2 separate regions of the Mus musculus genome follow, and region 2 is linked to region 1. A link is a loop called in an ENCODE intact Hi-C map of the cell type or tissue named here. Cell type or tissue: gastrocnemius. All regions are shown on one strand. Links, peaks and the distances in the headings refer to the core of each region. The heading gives the core; the rest is flanking DNA.

What was found. Peaks named below come from ENCODE experiments on the same cell type or tissue, not always from the same donor. Only the 100,000 strongest peaks of a DNase experiment are listed, where the experiment ranks them.
Region 2: it touches region 1 in a loop (5-fold over the local background); 13 of 42 quality-filtered maps call a loop at or near these places.

Annotation. Positions count from the first base shown.
Region 1 is chr19:44,469,138-44,480,715 of GRCm38, reverse strand. No RefSeq gene overlaps it. Among named protein-coding and RNA genes, the nearest start is that of Wnt8b, 19 kb to the left of the region's middle. In gastrocnemius, for the core only: a CTCF peak has its summit at 6,369 (motif pointing right); a DNase peak (open chromatin) is centred at 6,373.
Region 2 is chr19:44,364,773-44,376,350 of GRCm38, reverse strand. No RefSeq gene overlaps it. Among named protein-coding and RNA genes, the nearest start is that of Scd1, 37 kb to the left of the region's middle. In gastrocnemius, for the core only: no CTCF peak of the experiment used is centred there; a DNase peak (open chromatin) is centred at 6,786.

The DNA.
Region 1 (11,578 bases), core at 5,184-7,683:
GGGATTATTTTGTCTTGTTGTATTTTTGTTTGATATTTTTGTTTGTTTACGTCTTGTTTTTTTTTTCCTAAAGAAAGAGAGGGGGAAGTGACATTGAGTTGTGTGAGTGGGAGGTCCAGAGGAGCTGGAGGAGTGGGGGGGGGGGGCAGGGGCAGGGGAAGCATGATCAGACCACATGGTGTGATTTTTTTTTTCAGTAAAGATGCAAAAGAAAATTTAAGAACATTAAAATAAAAAATAAGCTACTGCTTCAGTCTGGAAAAAAAACTATATATACATATATACTGATAGCCAGCATTATATTAAATGGGAAAAACTGAAAAGCATTTTCTTTAAAATCAGTAACCATACAAATACACCAGCTTTCTCTCTACTTAATAGAATGCTTGAGGTCTTGGCTAGAAATAGCTAATAAAATAAGACGAAGAAATAAAATGGATTTAAACGGGAAAGGAAAGACAGAGAGCATGAGACTACACCTGAAACCCTAAAGACTCCACCAGAAACTCTTAAATTTGTTGAACACTTTTAGCAAAGTAGCAGGGCAAATAAATCAACATTCAAAAATCAATAGCTTTTCTATATACCCATAAAAAAACTTGGCAAGAAAGAATTCAGAGGGGAAAACGTCGGATAACAACAAAAACTAGTTCAAAAAGTAAAAAGCAGCATACAAATAAACATAATTAAGAAAGGCAAAGAGCTCCAAATTAAGACACTGAAAGAAAGAAATGGAGGAAGACACGGTACATGGGAAGTCTCCCATGGTCATGGATTGGCAGAATTAATATTGTAAAACAGACTATCTATAGAAGTAACTGATCTATAGATTCAGCATAGTCCCCACGAACATTTTATTTCAATGACATTTTTCACACAGAAGTAGCAAAAACAATCCTAAGACCCATATGGTAGTATCAAAGACTAGGCCAACCAAAGCGATCCTAACCAGGTAGAGCGATTCTAGATGTACCACAATACTTGGTCACAAGGGCAGCAAAGGCATAACTGGCAAAGAAAGAAAGAAAGAAAGAAACCAAGCCAGGTAGGCAGACCAACGGACGGGGACAAAGGACCCAGAAACAAGCCCACACAGCTGTGACGGGTCAATCTTTGACAAAGGTATCAACATTCCACATGTGAGTTAAGATCGTCTCTCTTTATCAAATGGTCCTGGAAAAACTCTCACCTTTCACCCAGCACAAAAATCAGTTCAAAATGGATCAAAAATCTGCATCTCAGAAACTGCTGGAGGGCCAGGCAGTGGTGGCGCACGCCTTTCATCCCAGCACTCGGGAGGCAGAGGCAGGCGGATTTCTGAGTCGAGGCCAGCCTGGTCTACAGACTGAGTTCCAGGACAGCCAGGGTCACACAGAGAAACCCTGTCTCAGAAAAACCAAAAAAAAAAAAAAAAAAAAGAAAGAAAGAAAGAAAGAAAGAAAGAAAGAAAGAAAGAAAAGAAAAGAAAGAAAGACAGGAAGACAGGAAGGAAGGAAGGAAGGAAGGAAGGAAGGAAGGAAGGAAGGAAGGAAGAAAGGAAGAAAGGAAGAAAGAACGAAAGAACGAAAGAACAAAAGAAAGAAAGAAAGAAAGAAAGAAAGAAAGAAAGAAAGAAAGAAAGAAAGAAAGGAAGGAAGAAAGGAAGAAAGAAAGAAAGAAACTGCTGGATGGAAACACAGGCTTCCTGAGATGGATACAAGGGCTTTTTCAAAAGGATTTGGTGTTCACAGGAAATAATAGCAAACACCAACAGATACACGTGCATGAAATATAAAAGCTTACGCACAGCCTACATAATAGGAAACATATTATGCCAACTATACATCTAATGAAGGATTAATATCTAGACAGAGAGATAATATGGTCTAATGGCATACGTGCCTAAAGATGTCACAATGAAACTTAGAACTACAGAAGTTTCTGAATTTTTAGAAACATAAACTTTTCATGAGCAGGAACTGTCGGCGGGGCTTGGAGGTTAAGAGTGCTTGCTGCTCTTGCAGAGGACCCAGGTTTGATTCCCAGCATCCACATGTTGGCTCTTGCCTTCCACCTTGTTGAAGCAGGATCTTTCTTGTTTCTGCGCGTGCCATGTTTCCTTCAGGCTAGTTGGTCTGTAAGTGACTTAGGCAACTCTGTCTCTGTCTCCCATCTCATCACAGGATGACTGAGATTACAGATGTGTGCTTCTACGATGGGTTTTCCTTTTTCCTTTCGCTGTTAATGTAGGTTCCAGGGAATGAAGCCCTGTCATCAGGATTGTGTGGCTAACACCTTTACTCATGGAACCAGCCCCTTACTATTATTTGGCTGGCCTGGCCACTGAAATTTCAGACTCATTCCTATAACCTGCTCTGAGAGGAGTGACCAAAAACCAGGTGGGAGATTCTAGGATCTACGTTCTTCGGTACTTTCAAATCTTCTGCTCTGCTGAACCTGAATACCCAAATATATTCATAAGAGGCTATGTATGATATGTGGGCCCCATGGACAAAGATTATGAAAAGGTTGAGGGCCAGTGGGCATGATAGCGCACGCCTTGAATTCCAACACAGAAACAGGCAGATCTCTTTGAGTTCCAAGCCAGCCTGGTCTAAATAGCAAGTTTCAGGCCAGCAAGGAACTCACTACTGCATAGTGAGACCTTATCTTAAAAAAAAAAAAAGAAAAAAGAAAGAAAAGAAAAGAAAAGAAAAGAAAAAAAGAAGAAAGGAAAGGAAAGGGAAGGAAAAGAAAGAAGGAAGACAGACAGATTAGAGACATAGAGATGTAAAAACTGCTCTCTAGAATGGGTACTTCGAAGTGGCATCTCTCTTGCATGGCCATTATTTTGAGCAGGATATTTGTGTGACTCCTGGGTTTCACAGAGAACTTTGACAAAAACTGGAAGAGGACAGGAATGTTAGGATCCCAAGAGCTACGACTGGTGCTGAGAGACCTAAGGTTATTGCTGACTGCAAGAGAACTTGATAGTTTCAGAGAGGACTAAATCAAACGGGGGAGGGGGGGGGGAAAGGATTGGATACAATAGTACTTTGGGGAGGTTCCTTTCCAAAGGAGGATCTTTCCACAAGTAAAACTGACATCACTGTCAGGACAATCTTGTCTGTAAGCTGCTGTCTATCAACATTGCTCCAACACAGTCCATTCATTCACTCAGCGTCTATGTCATAGGTGCTCATGACAAGTTAGGTGTTGCCTGGGCACTAGGGATTCAGCTGTGATGAGCAAAAAGAGCCTTTGTTGCCATGGTGATATCACAGGGACGTGGAAAACAAACGGCAAAGGGTTTCATTTGATACATAGTGTGAAAGAAGATGATGGAAACAGTAGGAGGGTTTTAAGCAGAGAGATATCATGACATGGCTTATATTCAGAAATGTGCTCTGGTTGCTGAGCAAAGAAAGGATTAAAGGACTCACAGGCAGGAGCTGGGAGCACCATGCAGACAGGCTCTGCAGTGGTCCAGGAGCAGGGAGCAATATGAAGGCAGACTCTATAGTCATCCAGGTCGAAGACGAGGGTGATTTTGCCAAGAGCAGAAGCAGTAGACAGCAAAAATTTTCCAGTAGTTTGGATCCATCCTTTCCAAAAGGAGCTAAGTTTCTATTATTTTTAAAATTAAAATAATACAGATGCTGCTGCTGCTGCTGCTACTGCTGCTGCTGTTGCTGTTTGAGACAGGGCCTCTCTTTTTAGTTCTAAATGTCCTGACTCGTGGTTCAGGTTGGCCTCGAACACACAGAAATTCCCCACCTCTGCCTCCTGAGTGTTGAGATTAAAGGTCTGCACCACCAGGTAGGCTTTTGTAAGAACCATCTTTAGCAATGTTTTCTGAATGGTATGTGTTTGTCCATCATCGGAGGCCTGGGAGAACATTCTTAGAAATGACAGCTCTAATCAAAGCAATGCCATTATGGTGTTGGGCAGTCTTGATGAAGCTGTGCTTTTGCTTTTGACATCAGCAATGGCTCCCCCTTTTGGTCGTTTCCTTGAAATCACTCCATGCTTATTGGAAATAATGCCAAAAAGATGTGTTAGGGCATATCCAAAAGAAGCTTGTGTGCCAGGCTGTCATGTCACTGAAAGTGTGTCTTTGCTGTGTTGGGCATCAAATCCAGAGCCTTGTGCAAGCGAAGCAAACACTCTACCACAGAGCTATCTGGTGCTCCCTCCCCTGTGTACACCAGGTACACATACGGTGCCTATATATACATCCATGCAGGCAAAGCACTCACACACAAAATAAAAAGGAATCTTTAAAAAGAAAAACACTATTAAGTTACTGTGTGTGTGTGTGCACCTACAACGCTTGCATGATTTTATGTGCACTCTGTAATTCTGGAGCTACAGATAGTTGTGAGTGTGGGTGCTGGGAACAGAATCCAGGTCCTCTGGAAGAACAGAAAGTGCCTTTAATTATTGAGCCACATGTCTAACTCCTTGAGACACAGTCTTGCCATGTAGCCAGGGCTGGCCTCGTATCACTGTGTAGGACAAATTGTTCTTGAACTTTTTACTTCTCCTGCCTCAGGCTCCTGAAGGTTGAGGTAACAGGCCTGTGCCACCACGACCAGCTTCAGTGAAGATGTTTATGAATGAAGGGACGTCATGATCAAAAGCATTTATGGACGAGGTTAACTTGCATTGGCGCGGTCTTGGGATCGATTCCTGCCATGCCTCGCTCCTTGACCCAGGATAAAATAAAGATTGGAGTAAGAGTGAGACAGGAAAATCACCGAGAAAACTCTTGCACTGCACAGATCAGAAATAATAAGGATCTAGATTAGAATGGTGTAGCTGGAACTGCACAGGGAGTAATGGGTCGGCCCACAGAATGCCGTGGAACCAATGAGTGTTAGTCAGAGGGATGGAAGTATTCAAGGATGGATGCCAGAGATGCTGAGTCTGAATGCCAGGCGCCATCACAAGGAAGTAAGATGCGGAAAGAGAGCCGACTCAAGGATAAAAGAAGTAGGATAGATTGTTTCACAACTACACAGATATATAGCACTTAAAATGGCTAAGGTGATACAAAGGACATTGTGTTTTTTTATGAAGAAAAGAAAGACGCAGAAGTTGAGGAATTGTGTGGTAACATTGGGCTGTTCTGTTAGCAACTGCAGGCTGGAGGGAAGAAGGCCATAGTTGTGAGTTTTCCCGTATATTACAGGAACAAGTGCAGACCATTTGGCTTAAGTCCTGCTATGGAAAAGTGCCTAGTGACCCTGTGCGCTTGTCCAAGAGCCTTGAGTCTCCAGAGGTCGGACACTTCTTGGCTTTCTTTTCTTCATGGGATGTTGGTGCTGAGGCCAAGCAGCTGTCTTCAGAACAGGGCATAAAACCCCATGCGCATTGTGGGTTCACGGGAGTGGAGGGCATTGAAGAGAGCAGCATTGAAGAGATAGCAGTAAGGCTGTTCTCACTGCTGGGAAGAGCTGACACTTGCTAGACACCATGGGCAGCCTGGGTGCTCAGTAGAGACCAGGATCACATTTAAGGCTTACAGCAGCCTCGGAGGCAGGCAGGTGACTGTCTCCGTTTGCTGTCAGGAACAGGAAACATTAGGAGACATTTTAAATCATCCCACAGCGAGGAAAATGTTAATTCAGGACACAAACCCAGATCTGACTGATGCTGAGGACAGCCAGGTCCTGTCCTGTTTCCCTCCCTAGGACGCTCTCAGTACACTGAAGAAAGGGGACACTGCAGCTTGGTTCTTGGAATCCATGACAAGGTGGGTCACAGGGCCACTCACTAAATGGGCTTCAGGAAACTGAGCAGGCTGCCCTGGGCATGCAGATCCCTAGAGCATACAGCAGAATTCTGTTCATTGTTACTGAACTAAGAAAAGGGAGTTCACGGAGTCCCACAAGGGCCAAGCCCCTTAAGATTGCCTCTGCTCTCTTATTTCTTTGTAAACCACACAACAACAACATCTGGTGAGATCTGAGGGAATGGTGACCGAATGTCTCCCCACATTTAGGAGTCAGACTTTCCTGGGAAGCAATCTGGAAGTCTGTAAGAGATTTCCCTTGGCGATTGTGTTGGAAGCCAGGTTTGGGAACTTTTGGAAGCATCCCAAGAAAGGGGTGTTGAGAGTTGGGGTGGCTTTCCTCATGGAAAGGACCAGATGAGGAGGATTCTAAGGAAAGCCAGTGGACATAAATAGCCTGCCAGCTTCTTTCTGTGATCTCCCCCTTTTCCTACCTCCCTGTTTATGCCTTTTTATGCCTGGTTCCTGCAGTCATGAAGTTTTCCTGCCCCTTGCAGGGAGGACAGTAACACTCGGAACAGCAGCGCCGCACAGTGGAAAGGAACAAACACTACAGCGCCAAGCACGTCGCAGGATGGCACTTTAGTAGATCCAGAGGCTGCAGGTGCCCACGTGTCCTGCAGGGGGCAGCACGTCCCTACATGTCTACGTAGGGACTGTCTGGAGGTCATGGGTGCCTGAGGAGAACTCCATGGAAAGGACATGGGGTTGGAGATCTGTGTCTGAAACCTCAGTCATCCACGTTGTGAAACTAGAATAAACTGGAAGAGACTAAGTGCTGAGGCGGGAGCTAGCCTTGTCTTGAAGTTGAACTTAATTGACTGTCATGGTTGGTGTTCTGGGTGGCTTTCTAAATACAAGTCTGACAGACACTTCTTCGAGAGAATTCTTTTTTAATATGTACATGGGTCAGACATTACTTGACACATTAGGCTTCTCTTTTAGTGATATTTCAACACTGTGACAGGTAGGTTTGTGTTGGTAGGACAGTGTTGGGTCACAATAGTACTGGTTTTGTTGTTTTGTTGTTGTTGAGGGTATTTGTCTAAGGCTTATTATTGCCTTTATTGATTTGTATGTGTGTGAAGACACATTTGCTTATGAGTACCAAGTGCATGCATGTGCCCACAGAAGCCAGAATGCTCACATACCCTGGGACTAGAGTTACAGTTGTAGCTGCTTATGAGTGTGGGAACGGAACACCATTCGTCTTCAAGAGCAGTAATACACTTAACCATTGGGCCATCTCTCCAGCTCCAGTAAGGTTTCTCTCCTCTCCCCCTCTCCCTCCTTAATGTAGCTCTGGCGGTCCCAGGGACTTACTATGTAGACCAGGCTAGCCTTGAACTCTGAGACACACCTACCTCTGCTGGAATTAAAGGCAAGCACCACCACATCTGGTTTAATTACACATGTTTTAATTGGTCCCCACCTGGTAAAATTCTTTCCTCTCCCATTTTACATTTCTGATGGTTGCTCCTGGACACACTCTTATCAATGGCACGATTAGTGACTCAGCGAAATCAATACACCCAGAATGACTATATAATAGAGAATATATAAATGTCTACTCAACTACTTGGTTGGGTTTTTTTTAATTAATTAAAGACACTTCAATGCTGCATAGTATTTGTATATCTTTATACAGCACAACTGGTAATTTATGGCAGTTCAATGCATACAATGTATAATAATCAATCGGGATAGTAAACATTTCCTTCTCTTCAAACATGAGTTATCCTTTAAAGTTATTATTAAATTACTTTATTTACTCTGTGAGTGTGTGTGTGGGCAGTGTAATAGGCATGGCACATACGTAGAGATCAGAGGATAATGTGGGAGTTGGTTCTCTCCTTCCATTGTGTGTGACCTGAGGGTCAAATTCAGGTCACTGGTCATAAATAGCGAGTGCGACCACCCACTGAGCATCTGGCTGGCCCAAACGCTGGTTATTTTTATATGTTGGAAATGTTATCCTTGAGTCAATATGATTCCATCCTATAAAAGATTAACTTAATAGTTTCCGAGAACACTGTATTTGAACTTTTTGTGTCTGGCTTATTGCATCTGACACAATGACCTCCGGTTCCACCTGTGTTGCTGCAAGTCACAGGTCTTCATTCTTGTTTGTGGCTGACTAATACACCATTGCATACACCACATTTCAAACTCTACCCATCCTCTGAAAGGCGTGTGGGTGATTTCACACTTTTATCATTGTGAACAGCGCCGTAATCACCATGGGAGCACAAGTGTCTTTTGGGGGTAACAATGCCACCATCTTTGAACTTATACCAGTTGTGGGGTCACTGATGCCTATGGCTTCTATATTCAGTTTTGTGAGAAATTTCTAGATTGTTTTTATGACTGTTAGAGTTACTGTTCCCTTTAACAACTGTCTTATTGGTTTTTTTGAAGGGGAAGGTTTGTTTTGTTGTGTTGTCTCTTTGATAACAGCCATCCTAACTGGGTGAGGGGAAAGTTCACTGGTTTTTAAGATTTATTTTTATTATTTTTTTAGGTATGTGTATTTATTTCACCTATGTGCATGCATATGTGTTTGTGTATGCTCTCTGTTCCCCCATCCCTCTCTCTCTCTCTCTCTCTCTCTCTCTCTCTCTCTCTCTCTGCGTGTGTGTGTGTGTGTGTGTGTGTGTGTGTGTGTGTGTGTTGTAGGCATTTGCAGAGGCTAGACTGGGAGAGGGGTATCAGATACCCTGCCTGGCGCTAGTTACAGGGAGTTGTAAACTGCATAAAGTGATTGCTGGGAATTGAACCTGGGTCCTCTGGAAGAGCAGCAAGTACTCTTAACCACTGAGCTGTCTCTCCAGTCCCTGATGTTCAGCTTTTGAATTCCCTATACATTCTGCATATCAATCACAAACAGAAGATTGGAAATAGGTCTCAGCTATAACTAATAATCAACTCAGAGTGGATCAAAGGCCTCAGGCCCACGAATGGTACAAAGGACAAGATCTCATCCTTTCGCAGTTGAATGTTATGAGTTGAGTGCATGCTGCTGGAGGGTTTTGGTTTGCTTGCTTGCTTGGGCTGATAGAATGTTTTGGCCATTTATCTCTTGATGGGCATTTGGGTTGCTTGGATGATGTAATGAACACGAGAGTGCAGGTGTCTCTTTGACAAACCAACTTCGCCTCATTTGGATAGCGTTCCAATACCGAGCCTTTCAGTACTTTGGTATGTTAGTCCGTTTTATTGAGACAGGGTCTTGTGATCCCTGACTGGCCTCAAACTTACTATATAGCTGGGATGACATTTAATGTCTGACCCTCCTGCCTCTATCTGCCTAGTGCTGGGATTGCCAGCCTAATTTTAATTGTGTGTATGTGTGTGCCATGGTATGCACGTGTATACACGTGTGTGCTGATGAGTACATCTGTGCATGCACTTGTGGAAAGCAGTGAAGATGCTGGCTATCTGCCTCCCCTTCTGATTTAGTCGCGCACTGAACCTAGAACTTATTATTTTGATAGACTGGTTGGCCAGCAAGCTTCTGACCGACTCTGCCCAGGAACAACACTGAAGTGACAAGCATGTGTGCCTATGCCGTGCTTTTCCTTGGGTGATCTGCCTGTCTCTACACTCCAGTGCTAAGCACTCCCAGCTTTTTAATGGGACTGCTTGGAATTTAAACTCATGATCTTATGTTTGCACAGCAAATGCTCTTATCCACTGAGCCTTCCCTCCAGTACTTTCCCCCTAGTTTTTAATTTTGAGGACCCTCCAAAAATGTTTTTCAAAACAACTCGCTTATTTTAATTTTCACTAGCAATGATCCTATTTTATAGCTCTGTGAGATTGAACCACTGACCTACATCTCTAGACCCTTATTTTTAAAATTATTTATTTAATATATTATGACTACACTGTTGCTGTCTTCAGACACACCAGAAGAGGGCAACAGATCCCATTACAGATGGTCGTGAGCCACCATGAGGTTGCTGGGAATTGAACTCAGGACCTCTGGAAGAGCAGTCAGTGCTCTTAGCCACTGAGCCATCTCTCCAGCCCAAGACCCTTATTGTTAATAAATGTACTTGGGCCTATACTTTGGGAAGAACATGGCGATGGCTATTTCTGGTCCTCTTCTTGACTACATCTGCAATGAACTATAATCCAGAAATGAAAGGCATACCTGTGGTCAGATCTTGAGGCTGGAAGACACAGGTTTCTGACTTGGTTCTTGTCATGGAGATCTTGAGGCATAGTGGCCATGAAAAGCTTAGGCCCAGGCAAGTTAGTACATGCCTTTAATCCCAGGAGACAGAGGCAAGCAGATCTCTGAGTTCAAAGCCAGCCTGGAACAAAGCAAATTCCAGACCCAGGCTTGGTAGTACACACTTTTAATCTGGGGCACACCTTCTACTAGAGGCCTGCATCAGGACATTGGAAGAAAACTTCACCCTTTTTTTTTTTTCTGTTCAAATTGCATGATATAGATATTAAGGTTGAATAATGAAGAAAGATATTTTAGAGCGCATGCATTGGGAATCACATGAATTTCTTGAAACCTCAAAGCCTGCTGCCAGTGACACACCTCACCCACCAAGGCCACACCTCCTAATCCTTTCCAAACAGTTTTGTCAATGTGGTGACAAGTATTCAAATAAACGAGCCACTCTCATCCACACCACCACATTCCTAGGCCCTCACAGGCTTGTAGCAATATCTGTTAATGCAAAATGCATTTAAGTTCAGTGACTAAAGCCCCTATACTCATTCACAGTTCCAACACTGTCTGAGAGTCCACAGTCCAAGTCTCCTCTGAGAGTCAAGGGAATATCTTCATGGTAAGCACCCGTGAAATCAAAAAGCAAATCATATACTATTGCCTGAGCTTTTGTCCCCGCCGGCAAGAACACACTCAGGACAACCGGAATCTTCTGCGGCAAAAGCTTTATTGCTTACTTCTCAGGAAGACCCCGAACCCGGAAAATGGCGCTGCTTATATAGCCCGCAGCATGACGTTTCAGCACCTGATGTGGCGTGACAGCACCTGATTAGTTGCTCGCCCATCACCCCATTACTACGCCCCAAAATAGGCAGTGACTGGGCGTGAGTTCACTCTCGAACCTGTGTACAAGGCTTGTGTACAAGGCTTGTTTACTAGTTAGGCACAGTGGAGGCCAGTGCCATCTTATAATGGCGATTGCTCGCGGCACGCACGGCTCTCCACAATATACTTCCAACATACAGTGGCGCATAAGATAGATTGCAAAACGGAGGAATGGAGGCATGGGTGAGGAAATATTGAACCAAAGCAAGACTGAAACCCAGCCGTGTAAACTCCAAATCCTGTAGCTTTATGTGCAATGGAAAAGGGCTTAGATGGCCCATCTTTCAAGTTTCCTGCCTGAAATACATTTATCTTGAGCTGGGTCCACTCCTTGCATGCAGCTTTCCTTGTCAAATGCTCCACAGTTTCGGCATCTCCAACATCTTAGGGTCTTAAATAAAACCCAAGCTTCACATCCCCAGCTTTATGCAATGGCCTCTTAGGGTCTCTAGTTCTCTCAAGGCTCTCACACAGGGGCTTCCCTAGCACACATTGCTTGGCCTCAGCCGCTCACTGAAACCATGGAGAAAGAATCCATGACCCTTCATTCTTGAATCTTTGCCACCTAGATGACAAATCATAGACAGTTTGACAGCCAGCTTGGGGTGGATTCTCACCCCATGAGACCATGTTAGCAGCAGGTTTCTTGTTTTTTTTTTGTTTGTTTGTTTTTGTTTTTTGTTTGACAGGGTTTCTCTGTATAGCCCTGGCTGTCCTGGAACTCA
Region 2 (11,578 bases), core at 5,677-8,176, 100 kb after region 1:
AAGAGCCAGAAGGATCTTTTTTGTACACCCTTTTTTGTACTACTTAGCCTGGGCTAAGTTGTAAGACATGGAAAGGGGGGACGGGGGAGAAGGAGGGAGGGAAAGGAGAAAGAGAAGAGTGGTTTCATATTCATCTTTTTAAAAAATGAAAACTTTAGCCAACTTGAAAATACAAAGTACCAACAAACTGTACCCACTTCTTGGATTTCTGTTGAGAAAGCTGAGTTAAGTAGGAAAGCACATACAAGAGGCTGTGGTGGTCAGTCTTCACAGAGCTGAGTAACCACATGCCCATCTTGAAACTGGGATGGGGCATGGGATACTCTAGCCAGGTCAGGCTTCTCCAGTCATGACTTTTGGCCCTAACATGACTGCATGCTATGTGTAGGTCTGAAAGCTAAATTAACCCTCTGCCAACTTAGCTTATGAAATGTTTCCCGGCAATTTATAATAATGTGTTGAAAGGCAAAGCCTGGCCCAAGGGCCTTTTAAACCTGACTTGCCTAATATCCACTCTTAGAATAAGGTGGAAAACACATAAAAGAGAATTTTCAAAAGCTTACCCTTCCATTCACAGGGTCTCAACCAGGGAAGGCATACATGTGTAAGGTTTATAAAACCAGCTAACAGACAGGCACATAACATAAGATAAACATAGCCTTTCCCCTTATTTTGACATTTTATAGACCTCTAATCTATTATTTGGGTTTTTTGTTGTTGTTGTTGTTTTGATTTGTTTTATAAAATAGGGTTTCTCTGTGTAGCCCTAGAGCTCAATTCTGTAGACCAGGCTGACCTTGAACTCACAAAGATCCACCTGCCTCTACCTCCTGAGTTCTGGCATTAAAGGTGTGCTCCACCACCACCTGGCTACAATCCCTCATCTTTATTTATTTATTTATTTATTTATTTATTTATTACATGTAAGTACACTGTAGCTGTCTTCAGACACTCCAGAAGAGGGAGTCAGATCTCATTACGGGTGGTTGTGAGCCACCATGTGGTTGCTGGGATTTGAACTTTGGACCTTCGGAAGAGCAGTCGGACGCTCTTACCCACTGAGCCATCTCACCAACCCTACAATCCCTAATCTTGAAGGCTGGATTCTGACTTCTCAAACTGATCAGTAGTCCACAGCAGAAGGTTTGCAGTGGGCAGAGCTGGCCCCGGTTAGCTCCTCTTTCACGCTAATGCTGTCCTGGGCGGCAGAGTTCATGAATGCCTTCCTGTGAATGCTGTAGCTCTCATGGTGAAGTTCCCATCATATGTCATTAAAACGGTCACCTTCTTGTGTCTGGTGAGGTATATGAGGGGTATAACACCTTGGGAAGACACACACACGGGCATTGCTTATCAAGAGGGACATTCTGGTAAGGCATTCTAGAGTTACAGCCTCTGGTCTAAAAGAGTAAACATACCTGGTCCTACCCCTTCTTCTCATGGGTAGTACCATGACAAAAGTAGGAGACAGGGCATTAAAAGATGGTGGGGTGAGGGGGCCACAACAGGAACTACTTTATGTAAGTCCATGTGGATACATACTTGCAATTTTTTTCATTAGCTTTTTATTAAAGTAACTCACATCCCTGGAATAGATCAGGTGGTGAGAGCTTACAGCAGGGACTCCCCCCCCCCTTCTATTTGCAACATTTTCACAGGGACTATTCCCTTGAATGCATCACTCTCCGAGTACTTGCCTTGACAACCCTTGAGTCTACCGAGATAGTCAGTCTTGGACTTGGGATGCAAGGGACACAGAACATACATCATCCCAAACTCCGAGAATTTTGTGAGGATGATGGAAAGAAGTTTTACTTTATTCCAAATTTTATTTGAATTAAATTGCTGGTACCTGTCTTACATCTCCTGCTCTGCTTTTGGCACACAGCAGGGCATCCTCAGACACACTGCTGGTATAGCACCTTTGGTTCTGCTAATAGCGAGCAATACTGCTCCTGCAAATGCCTTGATGAAAAAAGTTAAGACAGCTACTTTTGCTAATCATTTAGCAGAAAATGTTACTAATGCTCTGAGTGTTTAAGAGAATGTAGATAGGTGTTTGGAACAATGGATTGATGCTCTTTATTGATACTATATTCAAATTATTGTAAAGGAGGTTCAGAGTCTAAGAGTAAGGAGCCATCTCCAGTGTCATGCTAAATACCAATAGACTTGTGTTGCTTCTAACACTTACAATGGCAGTCACTATAATTGGGAGAAAATTCAAAGACACTTGCAGGGTATTTGGCATAATTCTAACACCTCTCTGGATGTTTTAACTTTGTGTAACAAGATTATGAATTTAAACAGTGCTGCTCCACTGAGTTTAATTCTGTGGATACTGCCAATAAAATTATTCATGGCTTAAGGTCAATATTTTCATCTTGGTCAAGCTTCAAGAATGGCTTATATAGCTTGAGCGTGTTGGCCCTTCTTGTCCTGGGAATACTTTTATTCCAGTCCATTTTGATAAAACTTGCCTTTAATAACATCATGTATCTTGGTGGCCAACGTATATAGCTTGAAACTAAAAATGGATTCCCAGACAGAGTCTTTAACAGGCTACCAGTGTGAACCAATGCCGTGTTTACTGCACCCTCCTGGCTGGAATATGACTTGGATCTGTCCCATGCCTGGTCATATTCCATCATGTGATTAGGGTAAGGGGTTTGAGATTTATTTAAAGAGCATCTGGAAAGATGTCTCGGCCTTTAAGACATCCCACCACCCACTCCAGTCCTGAGGGATCTGGCACCCTCCTTTGGCCTCTGAAGGGCACTGGGAATGCATGCAATGAACAGGCATACATGCAGACAAAACCATCCATACACAAAATAGTTGGGCTGGAGAGATGGTTTAGCAGTTAAGAGCACTGACTGCTTTTCCAGAGGTCCTGAGTTCAATTCCCAGCAACCATATGGTGGCTTACAACCATCTGTGATGGGATCTGATGCCTTCTTCTGGTGTGTCTGAAGACAGGGACAGTGTACCCAAATACATAAAATAAATAAATATTAAAAAAAAATAGTCATTTAAGAAGATTCTTGGAAATTGCTTAAATATTCCTTTCTTCACCAAATATTTATTCACCTTCACAGCACTCGAGGCCATCAGCACACACTGGCTTCACTTCTCCAAGGCTGCCCTGTTCACCCAACCCCGGATCCATCTTGCAATCATAGGCGCCCCCTTGTGGTACATGAAGACCTCTCATGTACTGCACGCCTCTGTAGTTATGTCTACACCTGCCCATCTACCCTGCTCCGTGAAGCCTCCGCCTTGCTTATCCACCAGCTTTGGATAGAAATTGTTCATAAAGGAAACAGAATAAGAACAGAGGAGGAGAGGTAAAGAAGACAAGGAGAATGGGGGGGGGGGAGAGAAGAGGAGTGGGATGAGATAAACATTGGCTTATTACGGAGTATGGGGTCATGGCAGGGAGTTCATTTTAACTACATATTAGAGGGTAGAAATACTGAGACTCAGAAAATGAAAGTGCATATTACCATGCTGACTTTAAGTCTAATTCTTTTGCCTTGCTGGAAAAACAAGATTATACTGACATTTATCTGACACGGAAAATTGAGAAAGGGATTTCTTTAGGTCACGTGGTCCACGTACCAGCGGTAGGAGAATTAGAGTGTGGTGAGCAGAAAGGAGGCAAAGTGAAGACAGGACACCCTTGTCACTACGTGCCCTTGGTTTAGAAATGAGGGATAGACTCAACAATGTGAGCTGAGGCTTTACCAAGGGGCCCAAATACCCTGGGGACAGACTCTTCCCAATCGATCTGTCATCCTGCCACTCTACCCTGGGGCATACATTCCAATTCCTGACTTGTTCCCTAGTTTTGAAAGCAAATGGATAAACATAATCTAGCACTGGGCTTACCGCTTGCATGGAATCTTTGTTAAAATGCATATTTGTTGTCTGAGAAAAACCAATGTGTAAGTGGTGGTTCTGACGATATGCTCGGAAATCTGCCTGTGAAGGCTGAAGTCCTGTTCCCCAATTGGTTCTTGATGGATCAATAAAGATGCTAGCAGCCAGTGGCTAGGCAGAAGAGGTGGACTTCCAGGTTCCCAGAGGCAGGTTAAGATGCAGCAGGAGGAGAAGGGGTCACCCACTCTGTGAGATCTCAGGTGGGATGGCCATTGGCCACTTCCCTGACTGGGCCTAGGGTAGCAGGCAGGAGATTAGAAACACATCTAAGCTGAGGGCAGATTTAGGATGCTGAGCAAGGAGAAGATAACTGGGCAACTGAGGGAAGGATTAGAGAGGTTTGAGCTGGAAGTGAAGAGAAGGGAGCGCTAGCTGAGGAAGGCTTAGAAGAGTCAGGCCATTGAGATAAAAGCATATTAAAAATAAGCTAATGTGTGTGGGGGGTCTTTCATCCGAGTATCCAAGGGGACCTGGGCAGTGGGCTTGTAGTGCTCTCTGCCCGGAGCTTAAAGCAGAATAGTAGAAACTACACAATTCATCAACAGGGTTTAAAAAGAGAACTCTTTTGTTTTGTTTTGTTTTGGCTTGGTTTGATTTGGTTTGGTTTGGTTTGGTTTGGTTTGGTTTGGTTTGGTTTTGGTTTTTTGAGACAGGGTTTCTCTGTGTAGCCCTAGCTGTCCTGGAACTCACTTTGTAGACCTGGCTGGTCTCTAACTCAGAAATCTGCCTGCCTCTGTCTCCCAAGTGCTGGGATTAAAGATGTGCGCCACCACTGCCCGGCCAGAAAGAGAACTCTTTAAACATCCCCCACACTATGGCATGGTATTATGGATAAGGTCAAGAAATAAATACCTAATGAAAGGTACATTGGTCCATGTACTGTAAGAAGGACAGCAATAAGCCAGATGCAATCACAATGTGGAAATGGCAGGTACAGGAGGCTTAGAGGGGATCTGGTATGGGGAGGAAGCCTGGAAAACTTTCTAGAGAGTTGGAAAAAAGCAGGGTTAGCTAGCTCCGTCTTAGTGGGAGAAGGATAGGGGACAGTAGCATGTAGAGAAGAGAGAGTACTCATTCTCAGGTTCTGCCATTGGAACATGGGAATAGAGGGAACGTGCTCAGAGACGAAGGACAGGCTTAAGCGGGAAGGCACCTTGTCCCAGAGGGCTGACATCGCCAGGCTTCACCCCAGTAAAACCAATAAAGAGTTCTTAACAGGGAGTCTGAACGCAGGGTGTGATTTTCCAAAGATCATTCTGGATGCAGTATGGTCAGTGACATGCACAGTGCTCCGGTGAGGAAGCCATTCCTGTGGCCTCGGTGACTGAGTCTGAGGGCTCTCTCCTGAGGAGAAAATGAAAAGCTTGAGATTTGAAAAGGAGGGCAAGGGTTGGAGTGTAGTTCAAGTGACTGGGTGGTTGCCTAGCCTTCATAAAGCCTTGAGTTTGAACCGATGGTGGCAACACACCTGTAAAGCCAGCATTTGGAAGGAAGAAGGAGAGGGACAAGGTTATCATCCTTGTCTACATAGCAAGTTCAAAGCCAGCCTGGGCTGTATGAGACTCTGCCTCAAAACAAACAAACAAACAAAACACACACATACACACAAACACACACAAACAAACAAAAACTGAGAAAGAAAGGTCTTATGAGATCTTGACAGGAAAGATCTTGGCCTCTTTGTTCCCTGAAGTCTGTCTTTTCAGTCTAAGGGGACTCGGGAGCGTCCCCTTTCGTCGAATTCCATGTCCAGTCATTTGGAGACTCAGGGCAGGGAGCTTCTGAAGTGACTGAGTGGGAGGGGACTAATAATTAAGTTATATAATTAGTCTTGGGTCGGTCAAATCCTCCCCGTTCCACGAAGATCAAAGATTTACTGTCAAGACTTGGAAGGCCAATGGAACTCATCTCTCACAGACAGATTACATAACATCCTTAAGCAGACATGAAGACACACCCCTATTGAGACATCTCTTTGCCTCTGTGTGCCGCTCAACCTGTGTCTGCAAAGGAGCTAGGCAGCAGAGAGACTAAAGAATATTTATTTAAGAGGCCCCAGGTTCGAGTCCCAGTACCTGCATGATAGTCCATACTACCTGTTGATCCAGTCTCTGGGAACATGAAGTTCTCTTCTGGTCTCCACAGATACTGGGAATGCACATGGTACACAGACATAAATCCATTTTTTAAAAGAAAGCAGGAAATAAAATAGTCTTTTTAAGATTATTGTGTCTCTTCAAGACTGTAGAACAGAAATCTAGGTCCACCCTTTCCAGACACCCCTGCCTTCCCAGGTCTCAGACCGACCTGTAAGAGCCCTGGATCCCACCAGCCCTGCAGTCTAGAACCTGCGCAGTACACGGCTTCCCCAGGCAGCCCATTCTTGGCCCCTTTGTTCCCTGAAGTCTGTCTTTTCAGTCTAAGGGGACTCGAGAGCATCCCCTCTTCTTCGCATTCTATGTCCAGTCAATTCACCGCCTTGTCATTCATTCACCTCCAAAAGTGCTGGCTCAGAAGAGGGTAGAGAGGATTGAGCAGGCATCTGAGGTCAAGAGCACAGAAAGCCCGATCTCTCCCCAGAGGGCAGGCTCTCCAGGGTATGGCAGGCTCTCACTGGGTGTGTTCAGAAACCAGGTGACATCAAGGAATAAGGAAACGATAGCAAGGATGTTTTCAATGGACTTTGTCAGCTGGCAGTGTGGTTTTGTGTGACTGTCCCCACAAAGCGCTGTTTGTAGTGTGCAGTTGAGGTTATGAGGATTAAGGGATTTAGAGGTGCACTCAAAATCATCCGAGCCTGGGACTTAATTAAAAACACGAGCGTTGGGCCAATGAGACGGCTCAGTGGGTAAGTGGCTTGCTGCCAAGTCCCATGGCCTAAGTTTGATTCCTGAAACCCACATGTGGAAGGCAAGAACAGCAAGCTATCTTCTGACCACAATGTGAGTGCAGCCCACGTACACATCCACTCACAATGAGTAATTTAAAAAAAAAAAATCTTCATTTCCCTCTCGCTTACCCATCTCATCTACCCAGGGATGGTTTTCCAAACCCCTCACACTCCCTGTTTTAAATGTCCACAGATCATTACAGTGCAGCAGAGGCTCCTTCAGTGGGTCCCTAAGATGCACCCAATCAACAAATATTCTTAACTTCAAAAGAGGTATGGCTTGGGGGCTGGCGAGATGGCTCAGTGGTTAAGAGCGCCAACTGCCCTTCCGGAGGTCCCGAGTTCAAATCCCAGCAACCACATGGTGGCTCACAACCATCCGTAACAAAATCTGATGCCCTCTTCTGGAGTATCTGAAGACAGCTACAGTGTACTTACATATAATAAATAAATAAATCTTTTTTAAAAATCCATTCAAAAAGCATGACTTATTTTAAAAAAAAAAAGTATGGCTTAGTGATGATGAAAGGGAAGCAAAATTCAAAGGATCTGGAGGCCTGGAATTTTCTGGATTAGGAAGGTGAGTGCACTCCAGTAGGTAAGTGCCATCTTTGTCAAAACCAAGAGTCTGTCCAAACACAGCAGCCACACAACCATAGATGCCTGCACTGATGGGTTTTAGACTGGTCCGTTAGAGCAGGGCTTCTGCAGGTTCCTCCTTCCCTGCCTGAGTCTGAGGCATATCCTCAGACGTAGCATCCTGTAAGCACACTTGCCAGTCCTTGCAACTCCAGTCAAGGGTCCAGTGGATAATAATTGCCGGGTATAGTCTCTGCATTTTCGGCTTCCAAGTTTTGATGGCCCCGTTGGCCTTATTTCAAGGAATGTGTGATAATCCATATGGAACATTTGCCTGAGTAGAATTTTGATGTTTTATTTTTGGTCAGACCATTTTTGACAGCCACGGAAAGCTTTAATTTGTCATCAAAGCTAACTAAGGTGGGGCCTGTGTTCCACCAATCTTGATAAATGTCTAATAGAGTCACGTCTCTCTGCTTTATAAACTTCAGTGCTGTGTTCTTGGATTGGATTCAATGTTAAACGCCACAGAATCAAGTACTCTTGTTTCCATGGTTTGTATATGCTCGGCCCATGGAGTGACTAGTAGAAGGTGTGGCCCTGTTGGAGTAGGTGTGTCACTGTGGGTGTGAGCTTTAAGACCCTCACCCTAGCTGCCTGGAAGCCAGTATTCTGGTAGCAGCCTTCAGATGAAGATGTAGACCTCTCAGCTCCTCCTGCACCATGCCTGCCTGGATGCTGTCATGTGTTTCCACCTTGATCATAATGGACTGAACCTCTGAATCTATAAGGCAGCCCCAATTAAATGTTGTCCCTACGAGAGTTGCCTTGGTCATGGTGTCTGTTCACAGCAGTAAAACCCTAACTAAGACACTTGTACATAATAAATATTGATTCTCCGTTTTGTTCTTTCATTCCTCCAACACATGTTGGAGACCTTTCACAAGGGGAGACCCTCTTGGTGTATTGAGAATGTATCAGTGAACAAAAGGAATCCGACTCTTCCTCACCCCCCCCCCTTCCCCGGCTCTGACATTTTAGCGGATTTTATTTTCATTTCACTAAAACAAGCAATTTCAAAAATGACCACCACTTTTTGTCAGGGACGGGGAGGCATAGTAGGAGCCTCCCAGTGAGGCCAGTGGTGGCCCAGCGTGGGGACAGACCTTACGGATTCACAGCAGATCCTGCTGCCCTCACCGCAGATCGGGCTGTCCCCTAGCTGTCCTCATGCTCCCTGCCCCCTTTATTTTACTTTTCTTCTATTTTTATGTAGCATTATTACATTTCACAATCTCCAAGTCCCCTCATGGGCCAAAGGGTTGGACATATCCTATGATACACAACTGGCACTTGCTTTAACTAAGATAGATTTACATATAATGAAGATATAGATCGTGGGCATGTTTGTTTGTTTGTTTGTTTGTTTAAAGCGAGGGAGTGAGGAGGAGCTGCCTGTAATTCCGGTACCTTCTGCAGCTACAGTGCAGGGTAGAATTACATATTGTGTTCAGAGCAATGATCCCAAGGCTCTGCAGGATGCAGAATCGGTAAGAAGAGATTTAATTATGTTCATTAGGTTACTTATTAAAGCGAGGCAATGGACTGAGGCAATCTAGAGAGATTTCAGACAGAAGTGTCTTCTCATTAACCCGTAGTTAATCAGAAACCCAATTAACCAATGCGTTCTGCCCCTCAATCTCACTCCTTCCAGACTTACTTATTCTTCTTTACAGCCGTGACCGAGTCACCGGTCCAGATCCCATCTTCTCACATTTACACCATGGAAATCGATGGATTATTTCATCCTCCACAGGACAGAATGCTTCCAGAGACAATCGGGTACCTCAGAGAGAGATGGTTGGTCTGTCGAGGAAGGGGCATGGGTGAGGTGCAGAAGCCCCAGCCTTTTCTCAGACATTCTGCATTCTCTTGAACATACGTAGAAGCGAAAAGCCCACAAAAATGAGAAATGAAGCTGGCATGGTGGCTAATAGCACTCAGGAGTCTGAGGCAGGGGGATGACAGGCTTGAGGAAAGGCAGGTCTACATAGGGAGGTCCTGTCACAAAATAAACAGAAAAAAAGCAAAATAAAGCGACACAAAGTTACCGTTTTCTCTCACAGAAGGCCCATTTGTGATTGGTAAGTCATTTCTTTGACCATGATGCACCCTTGGGAGTTCCAGTCTGTGAAAACACTAGACTTACCCCCCTCCCTTCTGGCTGCCTTAGGTTAGACCCTCCTTGGAACCTCCAAGCCCTGCCCACATTCTTTTCTTGGTCACCTGAGTTGAATCTTATCTACTCTAGTTTTCACTTCTCCTTCTCCCTGATTTTTCTTTACTTTCCACTCTGCTAAAGTATTTTTTCCTCTGGGCAGTGGTGTCACACACCTTTAATCCCAGTGCAAGGGAGGCAGAGGCAGGATCTCTGTGAGGTTGAGGCCAGCCTGGTCTATATATTGAGTTCCAGAGTAGCCACAGTTACATGGTGATACCCTATAATAAAAAAATAAAATTAAAAAAAATAACAACAACAAAACCCACAAACAAACAAACAACCTCAAGAACCTTTCAGGAGGCTGGAAAGATGGCTCAGTGGGCAGACAGCTCTTGCTAAGGATGTACTTTTGGACCTGGGTAGCTACATTAAGGGATTCGCCAGGAGTTAATGACTGTAACTCTTGTTCCAAGGGCATCCAATGCCTCTGGTCTACACAGGCACCTACACTTATGTGCACACATATTCAAGCCTTACACGCGTTGCAACTAAAAATAAAATAAGTAGAAAGTCAGAATAAATCTTAAAAATAAGAGGTTCAGGAGGTAGCTCGGTAACACATTCATGCACACACAAACACACACACATATGTCACACACATTACTAGTGAGAATTCAAACTAGCACGGCCTTTACAGGAGACAGTAGAAGTACCAGGAGAGAGTTTGACCGGGTTTCTGTCTAAAGGAGATGAAATCAGACTATCAGAAACACCTGCACTCCTGAGTTTACTGAAGTCCTGCTCATAGTAGATAAGACTCCCAGTCAAAAGGAACAATATGAACTTACCAGTACCCCAGACTAAACCACCAACCATAGAGTACACATGGTGGGACTCATGGCTCCAGCTGCATATGTAGCAGAGGATGGCCTAGTCGGTCATCAATGGGAGGAGAGGCCCTTGGTCCTATGAAGGCTTCATGCCCCAGTGTAGGGGAATGCCAGGGCCTGGAAGCAGGAGTGAGTGGGTTGGTGGGGGGGGGGTGTGGTGGAGATAGGGGGTTTTTGGAGGGGAAACCAGGAGAGGGAATAACATTTGAAATGTAAATAAAGTTGGGCAGTGGTGGCGCTCTCCTTTAATCCCAGCACTTGGGAGGCAGAGGCAGGCAGATTTCTGTGTTTGAGGCCAGCCTGGCCTACAGAGCGAGTTCCAGGACAGCCAGAGCTATACAGAGAAACCCTGTCTCAAAAAACAAAACAAAACAAAAATAAATGTAAATAAAGAAAATATCTAATTTTTTAAAAAAAGAAAAGAAAGAAACCCAGTCAACCCAGATGGGCATGGGAGGAGCACTATCTAAGGAATCTGTGGTATGCTATTCAGTCATAAATGCCATTCAGCTATAAAAGGAAGAAAAGCCCACCATTTTTAACACCGTGGGTGGACTTGGGGGTCTTTACATTAAGTAAAATTAGGCAGACACAAGCTATGATTTCACTCAGATGTGGAATCTAAAAATGCTGAATGATAGCTGAGAGTTGAAGCTGAGAACAGTCCTGGTGAGAAGCTGGGGAGAACAGGAAGGAAGGAGGGCTAGGGTGAGGCTGGTCGTGGGTTTGATGTGCGGACAACAGTAAGTTTTGGGGTTCTATGGCTCACTGGGATGAAAAGAAAATGTACCGATATGTCTGTCTCCTAACAAGGAGAAGGGACTGTTCTTCTGAAGGTCCTGAGTTCAAATCCCAGCAACCACATGGTGGCTCACAACCACCTGCAATGAGATTTGAGGCCCTCTTCTGGTGCATCTGAAGACAGCTACAGTGTACTTATGTATAATAATAAATAAATCTTTAAAAAAAACCAAGGAGAAGGGAGGATTTCAATGTATTTATTCAACATGAAGAAATAATAACATTCCATCAAGCTGGCATGAGGGCTTAGCGGGT